Regions from separate parts of the Homo sapiens genome. Here region 1 is linked to region 2. A link is a loop called in an ENCODE intact Hi-C map of the cell type or tissue named here. Cell type or tissue: PC-9. All regions are shown on one strand. Links, peaks and the distances in the headings refer to the core of each region. The heading gives the core; the rest is flanking DNA.

Region 1 (10,204 bases), core at 777-8,776, 80 kb before region 2:
ATTTTTCATTTTAAGCCCGCTTGTGTTTTATTAAACCAATCAAAAACTTTGAAGAAAAAAAGAGGTATCAAGCAGGAATTGGGAAAGAAGTTGAAGTACTCTAAATTGCTGCATTGATCCCCATTGGCTAGAAGTCATATTAGTGAATCTTGAAGTAGTTTCACATCCAAAAGAGGAAAGTCAAGCAATGTCTTGAGGAAGTAGGACCATACTTCATGTTTGCCATTCTCCTTATTTTTGTTCTCACTCTGTAGTTTCAGGGATCTGAAGAGCTGTACTCAACAAGCAAGCTCCCTTTGTTATCTATATGGCTTGGTGGCCGCAAGCTTTTCTTTTCAATGGTAGCTTCAAATGCCGTTAAAATCCAAATTTTCGTTTTTCTTAAGTGTAGAATTTCACAATTCCAAGTAATAAATTGTGTACTTTAGGAAAACAGAGGTTGGGTGTTTTCATGTAATTATTCAGATTTTGCAGTGATTTGGAATGAATGAAAAATTGAAAATCTGCATAGGGGTCATCTAAGCTATGTTAAAAGTTAGAAGGGAACTCTATTCCTGTCAAGGGAATTATATGTTTTACTCCTGTGCATTTTTCTCATTGATAGTCTTATGGAGGAAGTTAAAGCTGTAGAAATGATTTTTAAAATTAAATCTTTCCAATCATTTCTACTATTTTGGTTATTTTGATAAGGACAGGAAGTAACCATGGTTTCACTTTTTGGACTTGTTTGCACGCAATCCAGGAAAAAATTTTACAGACTTATTTCTAAATCTTTCTAAAATAAAAATGTGTGTGTGTGTGTGTATGTGTAAGTATGTGTGTGTGTGTGCGCTTTTAAATTTTGAACCCCAAACCCTCTCTAGCAATCCCACCTTATGTTTGGGTTGCAGTGACATTTCTTTATTAATTTTTATGCTTATGTAAACTTCCTGTGTTTCTGCAAGTTGGACCAACAAAGAAGTTGGCTACCTCTGTCACATCAGATGTTTGAGGTACAAAAAAAAAAAGAATTCCACTTCCTCCCCATCTAGTCAGAGAAAGCACTTGTGAGCAAGCATCTCTGACACACATTACAGGAGTTGATACTACTGCAGTGTGAAACATGCGTGAAACATGCTGATAAGAATCACTGTTTTTGTCTCAGGCTTCAAATTTTCACATCAATTTGAGAAAATAGTAATATCAACAATTATTGAAAGTGGTGTGGTCTGCTACTGTTTCAAGTATTTTTAATGCTTTAGGTCATTAAGTAGCCTTTTATTTTGCCATCTGTAGCCTATCGCTAAGCAAATGTTGTGTATGTTGGGGAGGGGTGCTAAGTTTTGCGGGCCAATGCTTAATTTAGTGAACAAAATTTGACCGAAAACAGTATTTTCTAAACATGTTTTGTAGGAATTCCTTATATTCTCCTAATCCCTAGGGTCTCGTCCTGCCCAAGAAAAGACAACCATAAAGAGGGAAGGACTAACAACTCAAGTTAAAAATGAATCAGATTTTTACTTTTGGGGTGAATGAATCACTTCCAGAAACTTGGGGTGGTGCCTCTAAAATATGTACACGGGTTAAAGCTTCTCTCGGTTTGTTTCACTCTCCTCCATTCCCTCGCACACTGATCTCATGTTCTCTCTTTGCTGGACGAATTCAAGTTCCCCAGGCGCACAGTGTGACTTCCAATTGCGGGTCGGGGGCACACATGTGGGCGGCGTGGCGTGCACACGGTACTTCGTCCTGACACCTGGGCAGACACCTGGGAGGCACTTCCCCGCTAGCCCAAGGTTCCCTGCACGCCCGGAGTCCGCTCTGCGGCGGCTTCCCATTCATGCTTTTGACAACTCTGCGGCCGCCCGCAAGCCGAGGGCAAAGTGCCCCCTGCACCAGCCTCTCCCGCGCTGCCCTGGGGCCGGCCGGCCGGCTCCTCCATAGGTGGCTGCATTTCCGACTTCGCCCTGGCTCCAGTCCGGGGGCTTGACGTGCAAACTTCGCCGGAGCGAGCTGAGAGGGAGGGACCGGCAAGTGGGAGGAGGCGGCGGGAGGCGTCTCCGCTTAAGGGAGCCGGCCGGGTGCCGCCGCTCGGACGGACGCGCGGACGGAAGGAAGGAGCGGGGCAGCCGGGCCGGGCCCGGGGATGCAAGCGGCCGAAGGGTGGGCAGCTGGAGGTCCTGGGGTGCGGCTCGGGCTTCCCCGCGCGGGCTGCCATGGTGGGGCGCGGGGTTGGAGCCGGGCCGCTCCGGCGCTGGCCTCCGCGCCAGGTCCTCTGAGCAGAAGCAGGCAGGGGACCCAGCGCCGCGGTGGCGGGCCGCCTGCTGCCCGTCCCCTCCCTCGGGCGGCCGCGGGAGTCGAAAGCGAAAGCTAGCCCGCGCCGCGGACTTTGAGCCCGGGGCGGGGGGTGGCCTTGAGGAGGCGGGCTCGGGGGGCTGGGCGGCCATGGGGGCGCTGTCAGCGTGCCCCACCCGGTCCGCGGGCCGCGCACGCCGCCGGAACTCCCTGGCGCCTCCTTAAAAAACGGCCCCCGCGCGACTCTTTCCCCCTTTTTTTTGTTACATTGTAGGAGCGGAAAGAATGTCGGAGCGGGCCGCGGATGACGTCAGGGGGGAGCCGCGCCGCGCGGCGGCGGCGGCGGGCGGAGCAGCGGCCGCGGCCGCCCGGCAGCAGCAGCAGCAGCAGCAGCAGCAGCAGCCGCCGCCTCCGCAGCCCCAGCGGCAGCAGCACCCGCCACCGCCGCCACGGCGCACACGGCCGGAGGACGGCGGGCCCGGCGCCGCCTCCACCTCGGCCGCCGCAATGGCGACGGTCGGGGAGCGCAGGCCTCTGCCCAGTCCTGAAGTGATGCTGGGACAGTCGTGGAATCTGTGGGTTGAGGCTTCCAAACTTCCTGGGAAGGACGGTGAGTGTCCACGCCCTCCTCCCCCCTTCACCCCCTCGCGACCCCCTCCTCTCTCCTCCCCTCCCCCCTGCCCCCCTCCTGTGACCCGCCCCCTCGAGGGGCAGAGATGCTATCGTTTGCTGGGTTGCGGAACGCGGAGGTGCCCACACCTACCCCGTGCGTGCGTGAGTGTGCGTCACACTCCTGGCCACTGACCTGCCTCTCCCCTCCTCCTGTGTGTGTATATCTCCTAGGGACAGAATTGGACGAAAGTTTCAAGGAGTTTGGGAAAAACCGCGAAGTCATGGGGCTCTGTCGGGAAGGTGAGTCCAGCCCCCCTGATGGAGTTTGTACAAACCCCTGGGAAGTTTCATTGACAGTTCACTGGGACCGGGAACATCAGCCCACCATACCGACTCCCCGACTCCCCGTGCCTGCGAAGATGCTGCCTGAGGAGGGAGGGAGGGGGCAGAGCGCTTGGAAAGTTTGGTTTGGGGGCCTCCTGTAATGAGAGCGTCCGGAATCCTTCTGTGACCAGGCAGGAGCAGCATTATTGGTGATGAGCGCTGGGAACCGGCGGGAAGTTTAACCTAGATCTCTGCATTTCTGACCTCCTTACGGAGAAACAGGAGTAGAGGAAGGAATTCTCAGCTTTGAAACCTTTCCACGAATGCTTAGGGGACATTTTCTGTTGGCAATCGAAACGAATTTTGAACTTAAAGAAGATGCTTTACCTATGCAGTCTTATTTCTGTAGGATTTAAGGTACAAGTTGGGGATGTTAGAAAAAGGTCATCATAACCCGGAGTGCATTTTGGTCAGATTTTTTGCGAGCTGCCAATATCACGGGGGAAAGAAAGCCAGAATTTTATTTGGTCAAATAAGCCTTTACTGCCCGTGGCTGGTGAAATCAGGGTCTAATTATTTGTTAGTTTTAAACTGTTTGGTAAAAAGATACACTAGGGAAATAGGGTATGCCTCCAAATGAAAGTCAGGCCAGGTATCTGGAAAGTGTCAGACTTTTTCTTGAGATTTTCTTTTTCTTTGAATAGTAAGCTTTTGTTGTCTAATACCTGCACTAGGCCTGGGCATACCGTGGTCAGAAAGGACTTCTGAAGTCCAGTGAACTTCGGGTTCAGTTTCAAGTTATTCTTTCAGTGAGTTAGGACAAGGCTTTGAGTGAGGTTTGGCCCCGGAATACTGAGTTTATAGTCCCCGAATGCAATTTTATTTCTCACTCGTAGCCATTTATTTTGCAGAATTGTTGTCTATGGCCCAAGGATAGGTAGAACTTTGGCAACTGGAACATTTTTAAGTCCAAAGTTTGCCCATTGTTACTGTCTTCACATTTCCTTCTCGCTTTTCACACCTGCTTTTTCTTCACTTAACTCTGTTTCGGTTTTTTTGAATTGGGCGCTTTTTGGCCTCTTGGCACTCGGAGGAAGAGTAATACCAGTGACAGCCCGATGAGAGCTTCCAATTGGAACAGATTATAGAACAAATTAGTTGATTTTTAAAATGAGAATTGCTATTTGAGGGTAAAGGAAAGCAAGGGAAAGCACAGGACTTGTTGATGATGTTGCAATATGAAAAATCAGTTGCTAGTCCGGTTTTAGTGCTGAATTGGCAGCCTGCCTGGGCTTAAAAAATTAAAATCACTAGGTGGCAACTCTCACAGTAAGCAGTTAGAGTAGAACTTTAGAGGACCTGACCTACTCTTGTTCTTAGTTTTCATTCTCTGGGTGTGGATACATATCCTATAAAACGTTTCTAAATCTGTGTGAAAACAAGATTGTAATTATCAATAATTCTGCTGTAAAGGATGAGTTAAGTGTATTAATGTTTCAGTGGGTACCTTGAGCTGGACAGGGACCCAACCAAATTAAGGGGACTGTACCTCATTTTTGCTAGATATATTATTTTCTGTTGGGATACTTTTATCAGCATGTTTTTCATGAAGAACTAAGACGTTAAACTACCTACTTGAGGCACAAAAGGGACATGGATCTTGTTAGTGTTTTGTTTTGTTTTTTGAGACGGAGTCTCACTCTGTGGCCATGCTGGAGTGCAGTGGTGCGATCTTGGCTCAGTGCAACCTCCACCTCCTCAGTGCAACCTCCACCTCCCAGGTTCAAGCGATTCTCCTGCCTCAGCCTCCCGAGTAGCTGGGACTGCAGGCGGCGGGCCACCACACCCAGCTAATTTTTTGTGTTTTAGTAGAGAGGAGGTTTCACCACGTTGGCCACGATGGTCTCAATCTCCTAACCTCGTGACCCACCTGCCTCGGCCTCCCAAAGTGCTGGGATTACAGGTGTGAGCCACCGCCTGGCCCTTGTTAGTGTTTTTTAAGGGTTCCCCTCCTCCCCCTTTTAAAGTTGTTCTAACCATTTAGAGGATGCTGTAGCTACCAGGCCACTTGGAACGTACACCTGTCTGAGTTGAGACCGAAGTTTTAAATTCAGTCAGTTCTTCATTTGTTTGTGACTTTGCGGATTATGTGGGGATATTTTAAAATCCAAGTTTGAGGATGTTCAGCACTCACTCAGTGGACCTTTATGTTCTCCTAACAGACCATTGTAGGCTGCTTCAGAAATGAAAATACATTTAATATTATCAAAACTTATTAGACTATTATTCATTCATTGTCTGCTTAAAATTATCAGCTACCAAGAAAAGATGTTTTGAAGTTGAATCCATACTGATTCCTCTTGTTAAATTGAAGAAATATGTAGATAAATTGATCATGTGAGTGAATCACTGGAAGTCAGAAATGACCCTTTATTTATTTTTTTTTTTTTTTGAGACGGTGTCTGACTGTTACCCAGGCTGGAGTGCAGTGGCAAGTTCTCGGCTCACTGCAACCTCTGCTTCCTGGGTTCAAGCGATTCTCTGGACTCATCCTCCCTTGTAGCTGGGATTACAGGCACGCACCACCACACCTGGCTAATTTTTGTATTTTTTATAGAGATGGAGTTTCATTCACCATGTTAGTCAGTCTGGTCTGAAGCTCCTGACCTCAGGTGATCCACCCGCCTCAGCCTCCACGAAGTGCTGGGATTACAGGCATGAACCACCACCCCCGCCAGAAACTCCTCATCTTGAAATATCTCTAGGAATATGCACTTGACTTGAATTCTCCAATGTGCAATTTTGGACCTAGGGGTTAGAAAGCCTGGATGTGAGAGAAAGCTGCTTAACCTTGCATTAGTTATTTCATCTTTCTGAATATACTTTCCCTCTTTGGAAGATAATACTACCTACTTCCCAAGGTTATTGTAGGAGCTGAAATTAAATTAGATAATATGTGAATGACTCAGTACACACTAATTCCTTTTAACTCTTTCAACTGTTGATAACCTGACTTCTTAATTCTATATTTCTAGGTACAGGGTTTTAAAATCTGTGACCTTTGAAAAGGCTTCAGGGGATTGTAGTTCCCCTGAAATTGTATGCAAAATAATATGTCAGTTTTCTAGGGTAGGTGTTCACAGCTTCCCTTGGATTCTCAAAAGGATCATTTACACGTCCCCACCCCTAAAATTCAAAACTGCTAAGCTAACCTCTCTGCCTGTTTTTTCTTTTCACTTTTTCCTCTTGTAACACATTACTTTGACCAACTCCTATCAGGCAAGACTACCCAAGGGTTAATGCTGTGGCAGAAGGTTGGAACTCTTGATTTAGATGGAGGGAAATTATTTGTGGTTTAGGTAGTAAACCTACCCAAGGCAAGAATACCCAAGGGTTAATGTTGTGGCAGAAGGTTAGAACTCTTGATTTAGATGGAGGGAAATTATTTGTGGTTTAGGTAGTATATCATTCCCTCTTCTGCCATTTGGCACAAGTAGGCAAATGTTAAGACAAAATTTGGTTATTTTTCAGAGGTCAACCTAGTTTTGTTTGCATTCTTGTATTTGTATTGCCTTATTCTTGTTCTGTAATTTGCAATATTAGTTGTTAGCATGATTAATTTTGGTGGGAAGAAATTGGTAATACATTTTGACTTTTTGTTGTTGTTGTTGTTATTGTTGTTGAGATGGAGTCTCGCTGTGTCGCCCAGGCTGGAGTGCAATGGTACAGGCACGATCTGTGCTCACTGCAACTTCCGCTTCCTGGGTTCAAGCGATTCTCCTACCTCAGCCTCCCAAGTAGCTGGGATTACAGGCACCTGCCACCACGCCTGGCTACTTTTTGTATTTTTAGTAGAGACGGGGTTTCACCATGTTGGCCAGCCTGGTCTCGAACTCCTGACCAGAAGTGATCCACCCACCTCGGCCTCCCAAAGTGTTGGGATGACAGGTATGAGCCACTGCACCTGGTTGACGTTTTTGAAATGATTAAACGTCAACCCTGGTTGATGTTTTTGAAATGATTAAACGTTTTTGAAATGATTAAGACAAATTACTGCTTTTTCCCCCAAGGTGATTTGTGAAATTCCGGACTTCCACAGATTTTGGATTTGTGAAAGTTAACAAAATTATGTTTAGATTGAATTAATTGGTACTAATAACTGATTAGGGTTTCTATATTAGTGCCTGAATATTTAGAGACCCTTAAAAAATAAAAACTTTAAATGCCTTAGTTGCACAGCAGATTTTAAAACCTATATTGTGTCATTGTAGGAGTCAACAATGGTATTGGGAAAAATGACATCTTCTTTGGGAAGCTGTCCATAACTTCTCTAAGTCTAACCGTTGTGTGGTATCAAAGTACTCTGTACTTTTTCTTTCTGCATTCTACGTGTCAGCATTTGAAACTCTGCATTATGTGATGGCTCCTTGTTAAGAGAGTAAGTTCCCTGAGGGCAGGAGTGTTGTTGATGAAGGCATATTCAGCTCCTGCACACCATTGTGCTCAGTAAATATTTGCCCCAAAAGTGGATGAGTAGAGCTACTAGGAAGATTGAATTGAGTCACTCTAGTGTGTGATTCAAATGACCAATTTTTCATTGTATTGTGACTCCAAAAGAAGACAGTATTCTGTGTGTTTGTGTGTTTAGGGGGTGTTGCTGTATGGCCCCAGGGGAGGCCAGAAGGTTTCAGCACTTTTCGTTGCTCTGTCCTTAATATAGTGCTCCATTTACACTTTCCAGAAAGGGTACAGACAGGACATCACCTCTCTTATCTTTGATATTTAGGCAAAGAAGTAGAATAGCAACCCAGTGTGATGTCCACACTTGATGACAGGTTATTTCCTTCTCATAATTAACCTGAACGTGATTGAGCCTGGGGCAAGATGGAAAAGTGTGTGGTTAGCACCTGTAGGCAACTAGAGTTCAAAACAAACAAACAAACAAACAAACAAAACAGGCTTGCTAGGAGTTGGATAGCCTCAGTAAACACAGACTGAGTCAACAGAGTACCACCTTTTTTCTTTCCTAGGGGAAAAAAATGGTTCATGGTTAATTAATGGAAAACAGGTGTTTGTGAAGTATTTTACTGTTAAAGGTACTACATTGTGGGTATAATATCCTCTCCCTTAAATAGCATTTCTGTTTTTCTCTAGGGTTTCTTTTGTCTTCTTTTCTCCTCAACTGTTTCTTATGAACAATTTGAAACATACAAAGTAGAGAAAATATTTTAATGATCCTCCTTGTATCCATCACACAGTTTCAGCAAATAATGAGTCATGGCCCAGTCTTGCTTCACAAACTCTGCCCTACTCCCCACAGTGAATTATTTTGAAGCATATCATTTCTTTTGGTTTTTATTTTCTGCTCACATGGACTTCAACTTATTTCCTGCAAAATGGAGGCTTTTTGTGTTCTGCACCTTTCTTTTGAGGCAAGTCAGGCTACCATCCCTGATCCTCTCTGTGGGTGTGTAAAGGTTCTGCAGATGGCAGTACTTGCAGTCTGCTTATATCTTATGTGCAGATATAAACCAAGCCTCAGACAGGAATCGGTAAAATCCAAGTTCCCTGCCTCAGCATCACCTCGTGCTTGTTGAACATTAATGCACATGTAAGGAGCAGTCAGGTGATTTGGTTACAGATCGCCCACACTTAAGAAACACCTCCATAGATGAGAATCAGCGTGGCCGTGACAGTGGGCATTGTCCTTGCTGACAGCTCCTGTGCGTGTCTCCTTCCTTGTAAGCTCTTCACTAACGCGTAGGTGCAGGAACCCCCAGAGACCCAGAAAGACCCTCCTGTAGCAGGGACTTTTCCCCAGTTGCAGCGTGTGGGCCAAATCTTGCCTGCATGGTTTTTGCATTGCATTGGTTGGAATAAAAACTCAAAAGATTTCATGACATGTGAAAATTATATGAGACTTCAGTGTCAGTGTCCATAACTAAATTTTATTGAAACGTAGTGACGGGCATTCATTTACTTGTCTGTGGCTGCTTGCTGCATACAGTGAACAGCAGAGTTGACTACACACAACAGAGACCATATGACCCACCAATCCCAAAACACTTACTATTGGTTCTTTACAGGAAAAGTTTGCTGACCACTGTTCTGATGAATTCCTTGGTTGATAAAAGGAAACCCAATCTGCAGAATCGCAGAATACAGTCTTATTATTCTTGAACTGTCTATTTTGAAGGGGAGAATCTTCAAAATAATAAAATCCGTTAGTCTTAAACCAAGAGTTCATTCAATATTAAAGAAACATGTTGAGTTAGAAGGAAATAATGGAGAGTAGAAATGGTTTCACATAAGAAGGTTGCTGTCTTTGTCCACTTTTATCATTCACTATCTTTTTTTTTAATTATTATACTTTAAGTTTTAGGGTACATGTGCACAATGTGCAGGTTTGTTACATATGTATACATGCGCCATGTTGGTGTGCTGCACCCATTAACTCGTCATTTAGCATTAGGTATATCTCCTAATGCTATCCCTCCCCCCTCCCCCCACCCCACAACAGTCCCAGGTGTGTGACTTTTTTATGGCATACACCTGGTTGGGAGCAGTTCACATACAGAGCACGAATAGCGCTGTTATTGCCCCAGCTTCCAAGAGCCATGGACCATGAGAATGGTGCTTGTGTTCTGTTAAGCCCCTCATGGTATGTAAATATGCAAGAGAAAGAGTCCAGAACTTTCATGGAATTTCCATTCAAATTCTCCAGAATCGCTGCCCCTGAGCTGGTTTAGAGAAGCTGAAGCCTTGTTACAGGTCTTAGGAGTTATAGGAAGAATTCACGGGGAAACAAATCTGCATTTTGATTGGAGAAGAAGGCAGACGTTGTTCTTTAGGCCCCATATCTTTATAATTTTGTGCTTACTGGAAAGTAACACCTGGCACAATCCATGCTGAATTTCTGAACCCTCATGTTTCGCAATTCATGGAGACCATGCACATGTTTCCATGTGCACAGTAGGATGGGGTTCCCAAGCTG
Region 2 (10,204 bases), core at 2,047-10,046:
GCTTTGGCAGCAGTTTCCCTTTCATTTGTCTTTATATAGCAGTGGGAATTCTTGCTAGGGACAAGCCGTTTAGCCTGAGTTTTTACAGCATCCGTTTATCAATGTGTTTTCATTCATTCATTTGGGGCTTTGGCCCAAGCATGTATTAGCACTTTAGTAGCAGAGTAAACAGTGGATCAGAGTGTTTTAATGAGAACTTATACACATACCTCAGAGACAGTGATGGTGGAATATGTGTGTGTTTGTGCTTACATACTGAACCAAGTTGAAGTAAAGACTGTACCTAGTTTCCAGAGGGAAGGGAAAGAGAAAGGCATAGAGAAAGAGGGGCTTCAGTGTTGGCCGTTCATTTATTGGGAGCAAGAGCTTCTGCTGAGGAATGTGCCAGTCCTCGGCTGCTATTGCTTACCATTTCACCCTCACATGTCTGATCTTTAAAATGGTTGCATAAAGGTGGAAGCATCTCCCTCGTGGAAACCCAGGTGCCTGTTAGAGCCTGTCCCAACGTGAGCTTTGTGGTTTCTGTGCAGTATGCTGGAGGAGCCATCAGAGGAGGCTCCTCAGAGTGTGGTCAGGACCTGGCCAGAGATTTCCTCCCCAAGTCCTTTCTTTGGTCATCTTCTCATTGAAGTTTTTGCATCTAGAAAAATGTAAGCTTAATTCCAGAGACCATTGTAGGTGTAGGAAAAATACATTACTGCCCTTGAGTAAGAGGCTGTAGGCTATCCACATAAAGTGGTAATACCACCTTATTCTTGTATCACCTCCTGTCTCTCCTAGGTTATCTTAGAGCATTTTGCAAATTACAGTCAGCCCTCTGTATCCATGGGTTTCACATCCGTGGTTTACACCAATTGCAGATTGAAACTATTTGGGGAAAGAAAAATTGTGTCGTACTGAACATGTATAGGCTTTTTTTTTTTCTTGTCTCAGTATTCCCTAAACAATACATTACATAGCATTTACATTGTATTAGGTACTAAAATAATCTAGAGATTATTTAAAGTATACGGGAGGATGCGCATAGGTTATATGCAAATACTACACCATTTTATATCAGGCCACTTTGTACATTTGTGGATTTGCAGATTTTGCTATCCCCAGGAGGTCCTGGCCTCAATTCCCCATGGATACCGAGGGACAACTATGTTTCATTTATTGTGTAGGTAAACCAAATCCAGTTGAAATTTGAAGAGGAATCAAAGAATTCTGTTAAATTCCACATGTATTTCCCCTTCTTTGGGGGAGAATAGAAGAGGGATCTGAACCACCCAAATGGCAATAGAAAGGATTCGTTCTAAGTTACCTTGATTGTATCTGGCAAACAGCTGAACTTAACATCCTGCAGTTCAGGAGAGAGGTTCCTTTACTCCCAAGCCACCTGGATCAGCATCTGTTTTCCCCCAGTGCTAGAGGTGGAACCCAGGCCTCTGCTAGGTTGTTTTGGACACACTGTTGTATCTCAGTTAAGGTGGCTGATTCCCAGGTGTGTGATCTGATCCGTGCTGCACTTTCTACTCACCAAGGCCTCCAGGCTGCCCTGCTCAGCAAGGTGGGAGTGCCCCCATTGACCCTCCTCCAGTCCATGAATCTCCACACCCTCCCCTGCCTGCCACTGAGCCAGCTTCTCGGTTATCCAGTGAGGAGGGCGAAGGCGATGACAAAGAAGAGTCTGTTGAAAAACTGGACTGTCATTATTCAGGTCATCATCCTCAGCCAGCATCTGTAAGTTCCACGTCCACCCCCGCGTTGACCCTCCCCACACAGCATGGACAGGGCACTGCAGGGGGGCGCGCCAGGGATCTTGGCATGCCCGTATGTGTGGGACGCGGTCAAGGTGTGAGAGAAGTTCAAAACAGGGTGCCCCAGAGGCAGCACACACTCTGTACGGGGGACATCTCGTGCTTTTTTCCCTTTCTCTTCCATGACGCTCAGGGCTAGGCATTGTCACTCTCATGCTTCACAGCCTCCGGTACTCAGAGGCAGTTCTGTCTTTCCTGATTAGCTCCTTTCCTGAAGGATCTAGAACCCTGACTGGGCATGCCAGTGTGGGAGTCAGCAAGCACGCGGCTATGTTTTCTCTTGCAGTTTTGCACATTTGGGAGCCGGCAGATAGGAAGAGGCTATTACGTGTTTGACTCCAGGTGGAATCGACTTCGCTGCGCCCTCAACCTCATGGTGGAGAAGCATCTGAATGCACAGCTATGGAAGTGAGTGCCTGTTGTTCTTGGGAGAGGAGCTGACTTTACACAGTGCTGCATTGTCTTTTATTTCCTGTGAGACTGATGTTATGAAGATATGCTTATCTAAACAAAACTGGCCTTTGGCCCTGAGAAGAAGGTGCCTTGTCATTCATTCATTCATTTACCCCTTTACCCCACAACTACATATTGTTGTGGGTGCTGGCATTCAAAGCAGAAGGACTCCCACATGTATGGAGCTCACAGTCTAGTTGGGATTGGGTAAGGGGAGAAAAAAACTAGTCTACAGAAGAATAAGGAGATGATAGCTTGTCCTAAGTGACAGAATGGAAACAATAACAATCAGCAAGACTTAGTGAGAGCCAACTATACACCAAACAACTTAAATATACTTAACATTCACAATTCTCTGTCAGGTGACCATGATTATACCCTCCCCCCACCCCTGGTTTTTTTTTTGTTTTGTTTTTTTAATAGATGACAAAACTGAGATACAGTGTCATGCAGCAAGTTAGTGGTAGGGCCAGGAATTGAACCTAGAGGTAACATGTTTTCAAGTAAAGAGCTGAAAATACAGAGGCCAGAGGGATTCAGGGAAAGCCTCTCTGAAGAAAGAGGCAGTCCTTGAACTGAGAAGGATGGATGAGAAACAGCAGTCACTGGGACAGTAGGGAGGAGTGGGTTCTGGGCAGAAGGAAGCAGCTGTGTCAAGGTCTTGAGTCAGAAAAGACAGTTTGTTGAAGAAATAGCAAGAAATTGAGCACAGTACAAGGATGAGGTCCAAGAAACCAGCAGGGGCCAGGTGACACTGAAATTGTTTCAGTGTTGAAGGTTTTAGGTAGAGGAGCCATGTGCTCCAGTTTGCAATTTAAGACACCTTGTGTGATATTATGTACCTAATGCTTCCCAAACAGGATTTTAAGTGGAAGAAGAGTTCCATGGCCAAAAAGGTTTAACTCAGCCTTTCCTGTAAAAAAAAAAAAAGGTTCTGTTTTTTACTGCAGAACTTGTCAGAGCCTTAATGGGCACTGTGCTTTGTAACTCTTGAAGCAGGGAATGTCACGTCATGTATAATGTGGAACATGTCCCAAGCTCTTTTCACCTCGGAACCTTTTTTAGGGGAACATCTTGGAGAACTAGTATTCGGTGGGAGTGACTTTGGTGAATAGTAAGCTTTGCTAAAGTGACTGTCCAGTAATCCCCAGGCCATCCCAGATCCTCTGTTTGGGCATTATTTACTAGTGCCTCCTTAAATGGACTCTGCCAGTACATTCATTTGACTCCCTGCCTTGGTTTCCTAATAAAGTCAGACGCTAGTCGGAGGCCTTGGATTGTCTGCAACCCAAAGAACCATCTCCATGATCATTAGCAGGACTTACATCCGTTTCCTTAGAACACCAGATTCAGAGCACTGTTACTCTGCTTTTCTTTTTCATATTTCTTTCTGGTTCTTGCTGGATAAGAGGTTCTTCTTTATGAAGGAACATTGTCCCTGGCTAGACACAGAATCAGGGGACTGGGTTTGGGGGTTCTGCAGGGGTTTTTCCACACCAGAACTCCCTAAGATACATGAAATCTCAACTTCATATTTCTTCAGACTACCCATTGGGAGTTGGAAAGCACACTGAGCTCATGAAACTATGGGTTTAATGTACTCCTAAGAGTTTAGAATGGATTTCTGAATGTTTTATCCACATTATGTTGGTATGTGGCTCATGACCAACAGTTTGGGCAAAGATAGTTTCAGTTCCTAGTGGCTTGTATAGTGAGACTTTCCTCTTGATGTGAACTTTTTAAAAAGTAAGATCATAAGGTCGACTCTGCTGTCTACTCTGTTCTGTCTGAAGGCTGCCTACTTGCTTCCGGGGAGAAGGAAACCAACCCTTTCCATTAGCATGACCATTGGTTTTTAAAAAGTCTACAGCAACAAGGGACGTGTTGCTCAGTAATGAGCTGACACATAGGCTTGGGGCAGAGGGGAACTTGGTGCATGTTGCCTCCCAACATAGGAGTGCTGGCGGCCTTTTCAGGCAGCCCCTGAGATTTTCTCTGGGGAGCTCAGCACTTCTCATCCAGAGAACTATTCTCACCTGGCATCTTTGAAGCCCTCAAGGAAACTTTCAAAGTGATCCAGGTCCCACCCTACCGGCTCAGCCCAAAATCCTTCCTTACAGGGTTATTGTGGTAAAATTGAAGGTAAGTGAGGTGGGAATTGAGTATGAAATGAGTAAACTTCAGTTTGTGGAGTCTCAGGCCAGTGGTGAAATTAGACCAGCACTTTCTCTGCAGCATGGCCATAACCTGAAAGGCCACTGCCCACCTTCTATGATTTCTGTGAACTACTTGTCCTCTGTTGATTTGGGACCAGTATCCCATATTCCCTAAGAAGGGGCTGGGATGGTTTTCAAAGATTTTTGTTGGTGTATTTTTTTTTTTTTTTTTTTTTTACTTTTTGAAATGGTAATACAATCACTGGGCTTAAAAAAGGAAAACCAAGGCTGAGGCAGGAGAATGGGGTGAACCCGGGAGGCAGAGCTTGCAGTGAGCCGAGATCGCGCCACTGCACTCCAGCCTGGGGGTGACAGAGCGAGACTCCGTCTCAAAAAAAAAAAAAGAAAAACGAGTATAAAGAGGCATACATTGAAAACCGAGTCCTCCTGTCTCCTACATGCTTGTTTTCCACCTAGCCCCCACAGACATTTTTATTATTTTTTATGTATCTCTACATAGTTTATTTATGCAAACACAAGTCAGTATGAGTACATATTGTTACTTTGCCTCTTTATACACAAAAGAGTAATTAACTACTTAAAAGAGCTTTTCTAAGAGGAACTTGTGATTGCCTCCCGGAGAGATCCACATCCTTCCCTGCTCTAGAAGGCTTTTCCTTTCCTCGAGATTTGGTTCCAGGCAGCCTGGTCTTTAGGCCCTGGCTTCCTGAGCCACCTGGTGGTCATGAGAAGCCACTGCTCCCAGTGAGCAGTAGGGCCTGGACTTCATTTAGAGCAGGGCTTCTGAATGCTCCAGAATCACCCAGGGGCCTTGTTGCCATGCAGCTTCTGATGCATCATTCTAGGGTGGGGCCCAGGAACTCAGTTTTCCTAACCAACCTCTCAGGTAATTAATGACACTGCCTGCCACCCTCCTCTATGAGTAGTGCGGGGAGAGAGAGCCTAGCCTCTCAATCTTGGCTCCACATTAGAATCCCCTGGAAAGATTTAGAAATGACTGATGTCTGTCCCCACTCCCCGCAGAGACGCTGGTGTAATCGTTATGGATGTGGCTTAAGCTCCACAGGTGACTGTAATGTGCAACAGCTGGAGTTGAGAAGCACTAACATCAGGCCAGAGCTGTACCCTTGAATGGGGTTTTGGGTTTTTTTGTTTGTTTTGTTTTGTTTTTGAAACAGGGCCTCACTCAGTCACCGAGGCTGGAGTGCAGTAGTGTGATTTCAGCTCACTGTGACCTCCACCTCCCCGGTTCAAGCGATTCTCCTGCCTCAGCCTTCTAAGTAGCTGGGATTACAGGTGCACACCACCATGCCCGGCTAATTTTTGTATTTTTAGTAGAGATGGGGTTTCACCATGTTGGCCAGGCTGGTCTCAAACTCCTGACCTCAAGTGATCCACCAGCCTCAGCCTCCCAAAGTGCTGGGATTACAGTTGTGAGCCACTGCGCCTGGCCGAATGGGATTTTTAAAGCATTTGCAAATACTTGCAGTCATTAATTCATTTTATTAATAACAGTAGTCTTTAAAAGCATCTGGAAATCACCTGGGCAGCAGTCTAGGCCAGCTCTCTCACTGGGGTAGTGGCCAGGTCAGCCAGGGCTACCCCTTAAGTCAGGATCAAGGCAATCCTGGCACTTGCCTTCCAGTCAGGCCTTTTTGTCTTCTGCCACCTCGGTTTAAATTCTGCCAAAGAAGTTTTTGAAATTTTGTTACTGTCACATTTAAGATTCAGAGCTAAAATAAAAGGAGACCCTCCCTGGTTTGAATTTAGATGGTTTCCGCATCCCCTAATAAATACCTTGCCCACACATTCTTAACAGAATCCATTGTTACAACACCATGCTGAATATCCCTTGATACTGTGGGGCTTTATTCCCTTGTTCAGGCCAATAGTTATGACCTAGCAGTTGCTGTTAATTAGCTGCACCCTTCCTTTTCTCTCATTCATTCCTGACTTCTCTCGACATTTATTCAGTGCCTTCTGTGTTTCCTGCACTGTGCTGAACACTAGGACCACAACGGTAATTAAGCTGGGGATGACTCTCTCTGCAGAGGATTTGGTGATTAGCAATCCGACACTTAAAGGATGAGCAGAAGCTGGGGTATTGGGTCATGGCATTTTCTCAGAATATAAGGAAGTACAGTGGCTGGAAGCAGGGAACGGGGGCGTTGGGGGTGGGAGGTGGAGCTAGAGGCTGGGGCAATAGCAGCGGGGAGTTGCACACATACAGTTCTGTAAGAACTGTACCAGGAAGGCATTAAAGAATTTGAAGGAGAGAGGTGACAGGATTGGCTTTGTAGTTCAGAGTGATTGCTTTGATGTGGATGGTTTCTCTTTGTCACAAGCAAAGAGGGTGGTGCCATCTGAAAGTCTCTGTGAATGGCTGTGGTCAGTGTCATTCACTGTCCTCTAATTTTTTTCAGGAAAATCCCACCAGTGCCCAGTACCACCTCACCCATCTCCACACGTATTCCTCACCGGACAAACTCTGTGCCGACATCACAATGTGGAGTCAGCTATCTGGCAGCAGCCACCGTCTCTACATCCCCAGTCCTGCTCTCATCTACCTGCATCTCCCCAAATAGCAAATCGGTACCAGCTCATGGAACCACACTAAATGCACAGCCTGCTGCTTCAGGGGCGATGGATCCTGTGTGCAGTATGCAATCCAGACAAGTGTCCTCTTCATCCTCATCCCCTTCCACGCCCTCTGGCCTTTCCTCGGTTCCTTCCTCCCCCATGTCCAGGAAACCTCAGAAATTGAAATCCAGCAAATCTTTGAGGCCCAAGGAGTCTTCTGGTAACAGCACTAACTGTCAAAATGCCAGTAGCAGTACCAGTGGCGGCTCAGGAAAGAAACGCAAAAACAGTTCCCCACTGTTGGTTCACTCTTCCTCCTCCTCTTCCTCCTCCTCCTCTTCTTCTCATTCCATGGAGTCTTTTAGGAAAAACTGTGTGGCTCACTCTGGGCCTCCCTACCCCTCAACGGTAACATCTTCCCATAGCATCGGCCTCAACTGTGTGACGAATAAAGCAAATGCGGTGAACGTCCGGCATGACCAGTCAGGGAGGGGCCCCCCCACCGGGAGCCCTGCTGAATCCATCAAGAGGATGAGTGTGATGGTGAACAGCAGTGATTCTACTCTTTCTCTTGGGCCATTCATTCACCAGTCCAATGAACTGCCTGTCAACTCCCACGGCAGTTTTTCCCACTCACACACTCCTCTAGACAAACTCATAGGAAAGAAAAGAAAGTGCTCACCCAGCTCGAGCAGCATCAACAACAGCAGCAGCAAACCCACAAAGGTTGCCAAAGTGCCAGCCGTGAACAATGTCCACATGAAACACACAGGCACCATCCCAGGGGCACAAGGACTGATGAACAGTTCCCTCCTTCATCAGGTAGGAAATGGACTGTGAGCCCCATGGGAATGCCCATTTCTTCTCCCTTAAGATCTTTTGTCAGCTCAGAAATGTGTTTGGTTGGGTTGGTTGGTTGGTTTGTAAACAGATATTCAGCTTCATGGTGTCTTCTTAAAAAAAAAAAAAAAAAAAAAAAAGGTTCACGGCCGTATGAAGGTAAAACAGGCTCTTCTGCCAGAATTTCTGGTGCCTTTGGAAGATGTTCTTCAGTAAAGAAACTACAGTAATGCATTTTTAGTAGAGCTGCAGAAAGCATCGGTTGTGACAGCAAAATCATAATTGGAGGGTAGCCCCTTTATGAAATAGCCAGTAATGTGTTATCCCAGTGCTGTGAAGTGTGTGCCATTCGAGGCTTTAAGGAAGGAAGCAGGCATTGTTTCCTGGATAGTGGTTCTTTAGTATGTTCCGCTGAGGAAAGCTGCGCTAAAATCAAACTGATCTAGAAAGGGGTGATTTAAGATTTAAAATGAGGCTGGGTGCAGCGGCTCACGCCTATAATCCCAGCACTTTGGGAAGCTGAAGCAGGTAGATCACTTGAGGTCAGGAGTTCAAGACCAGCCTGGCCAACATGGTAAAACCCCCGTCTCTACTAAAAATACGAAAATTAGCTGGGTGTGGTGGTGCACGCCTGTAATCCCAGCTACTCAGGAGGTGGAGGCAGGAGAACTGCTTGAACACGGGAGGCGGAAGTTGCAGTGAGCCAAGATCGCGCCACTGCACTCCATCCGGCCTATGAGACTATGTCTCAAAAAAAAAAGAGCATTTATTATTTTTCCCTCTCAAAAGAATTTCAGATATTCTGGTTAAATCTCACCCCATATTTTCTCTTCCCGTTTTTGAGGGAGGCAGGAAAACAGGATTCAGTATGGGCATAGCAGAAGACTGAAATCTCATTCCAAGCTCATAGTTAAAAAGAAGTCTGCATATGAACCCATCAGTAGAGAAGTGGCTAAGTGGTTGTGGGATTCATAATTAACCATGACTTTCTCTCTTAGGCTGTATTTTTGTCTCGTCCCAGCTCTTCTGCCTGTTACTGACCTCACCTGTAGCTGTTTCTTCCAGCTTCCTTTGCTCTAACTTCCAGCTCATCTCTCATCTTGTTATTTTATTCATCAGGATATCTCCTCACCTTGCTTACGAACAGGAATTTCAGCAACATCACCCCAGAGCCCTGACTTAAAATGTGAGGCTCTTTTTCATGATTTTTTTTCCCCTTCCTCGTCTTCAGAACTTAACTCAAATGCCAGCCGGGTTAGGACTTTTTCAGAAAATACCAAGAAGTTTCTTAGTATTTTCGTAGTGTGATATAATTTTCCTCTAATATTTGGGTGAATTAACACCCATTGCCAAAGGTATGGGGAAAATATTTGTGAATTTAACTAGCTGCATGCATTATGGGTTATTATATGTTGTTTGGCATTCTGATCATGGGATTCCTGGACAAATGAGAAGTGTGCTTTTCCTTCTTGGTTTGTAGTTACTCATTACAGTTTATAAGCATAACAGTCCAATATAAACACAGAAGACATGGTGTGCCGATTCTTCAACGCACCGTCTTTGAGAGAGACATGATCCCCACGGAAGGGGCATTCCATTGTGCTGTAATGTCCATCTCACATCTGTATTAGTGAGCACACTGTCTTCATTTAGACAGGAGTGTAGATCTTAATGCCCACAAGTAACAAAAAGGACAGAAGGGGGGGGGGCCAGGTGGGGCACAGCAGAGATTGACAGTGCCTACTAGAAATTGGGGGGACATGGAGCAGCTGCTTCCAGACATTTGTTACCAGTTTTAAAGAGAGGCTGCAGATCTGGACTTGCATGTGAAATTTAGTTGAGATATATGTGTGTGTGTATATATATATGTATACACACACGTATACACACACACTTTTTTTTCTCTTCTTAAATCTGGTATAGCCTATGTATCTGTGGGCCATCTTTGGCTCATGACCTGCCATTTTGCCACCTTTGATTTTTACCATGTAGTGGCACTATGTCTTACTAGAACAACACAGACAGCCTAACTTTGGGCTTTTTCCTTAAAATCAGTTAAAATCAGTTTCCACTTAAGTTTGTGTTTGAGAGAGATTTTCTCTGTGCAGAGGAATACTTTTTATTATGCTACACAAATCCTGGGGCAAGAGCAGGGGTGCTTGCTTAGAGATCAAAGGATCATTGAACCCCAAGAAGTATTGCACATTTTTATGTCTTTGTTCATTTATCGTATAGCTTTCATAAGAATCTCAAAGGGACTCGTGACCCCAAAATGCTTTAAAGAATGCTGCTGTTACAAAAGTAGGGACCTCTACTTGCTGTTCCTTGTGGAGCTGCCATTAAAACAAAAAT

Evidence for each region. Hi-C counts contacts between places; a loop is a spot of excess contacts. Peaks named below come from ENCODE experiments on the same cell type or tissue, not always from the same donor. Only the 100,000 strongest peaks of a DNase experiment are listed, where the experiment ranks them.
Region 1: a loop joins it to region 2, with 7 times the contacts of the local background. A loop is called at or near these places in 62 of 110 quality-filtered maps.

The regions. Positions count from the first base shown.
Region 1 is chr3:63,910,040-63,920,243 of GRCh38, forward strand. It overlaps ATXN7 (ataxin 7), which reads left to right. Exons shown (of 13, transcript NM_001377405.1): 3 at 2,549-2,884; 4 at 3,118-3,186. The coding sequence starts at 2,560. It also overlaps SCAANT1. Among named protein-coding and RNA genes, the nearest start is that of ATXN7, 51 kb to the left of the region's middle. RefSeq lists an enhancer at 1,613-1,692 and a silencer at 2,023-2,862. In PC-9, for the core only: no CTCF peak of the experiment used is centred there; DNase peaks (open chromatin) are centred at 1,972, 4,472, 8,102 and 8,492; H3K4me3 peaks cover 3,444 bases; H3K27ac peaks cover 4,283 bases.
Region 2 is chr3:63,988,650-63,998,853 of GRCh38, forward strand. ATXN7 (ataxin 7) reads left to right here. Exons shown (of 13, transcript NM_001377405.1): 10 at 1,527-1,725; 11 at 2,089-2,210; 12 at 6,856-7,834. Among named protein-coding and RNA genes, the nearest start is that of PSMD6-AS2, 10 kb to the right of the region's middle. In PC-9, for the core only: CTCF peaks have their summits at 5,138 (motif pointing left) and 5,340; a DNase peak (open chromatin) is centred at 5,172.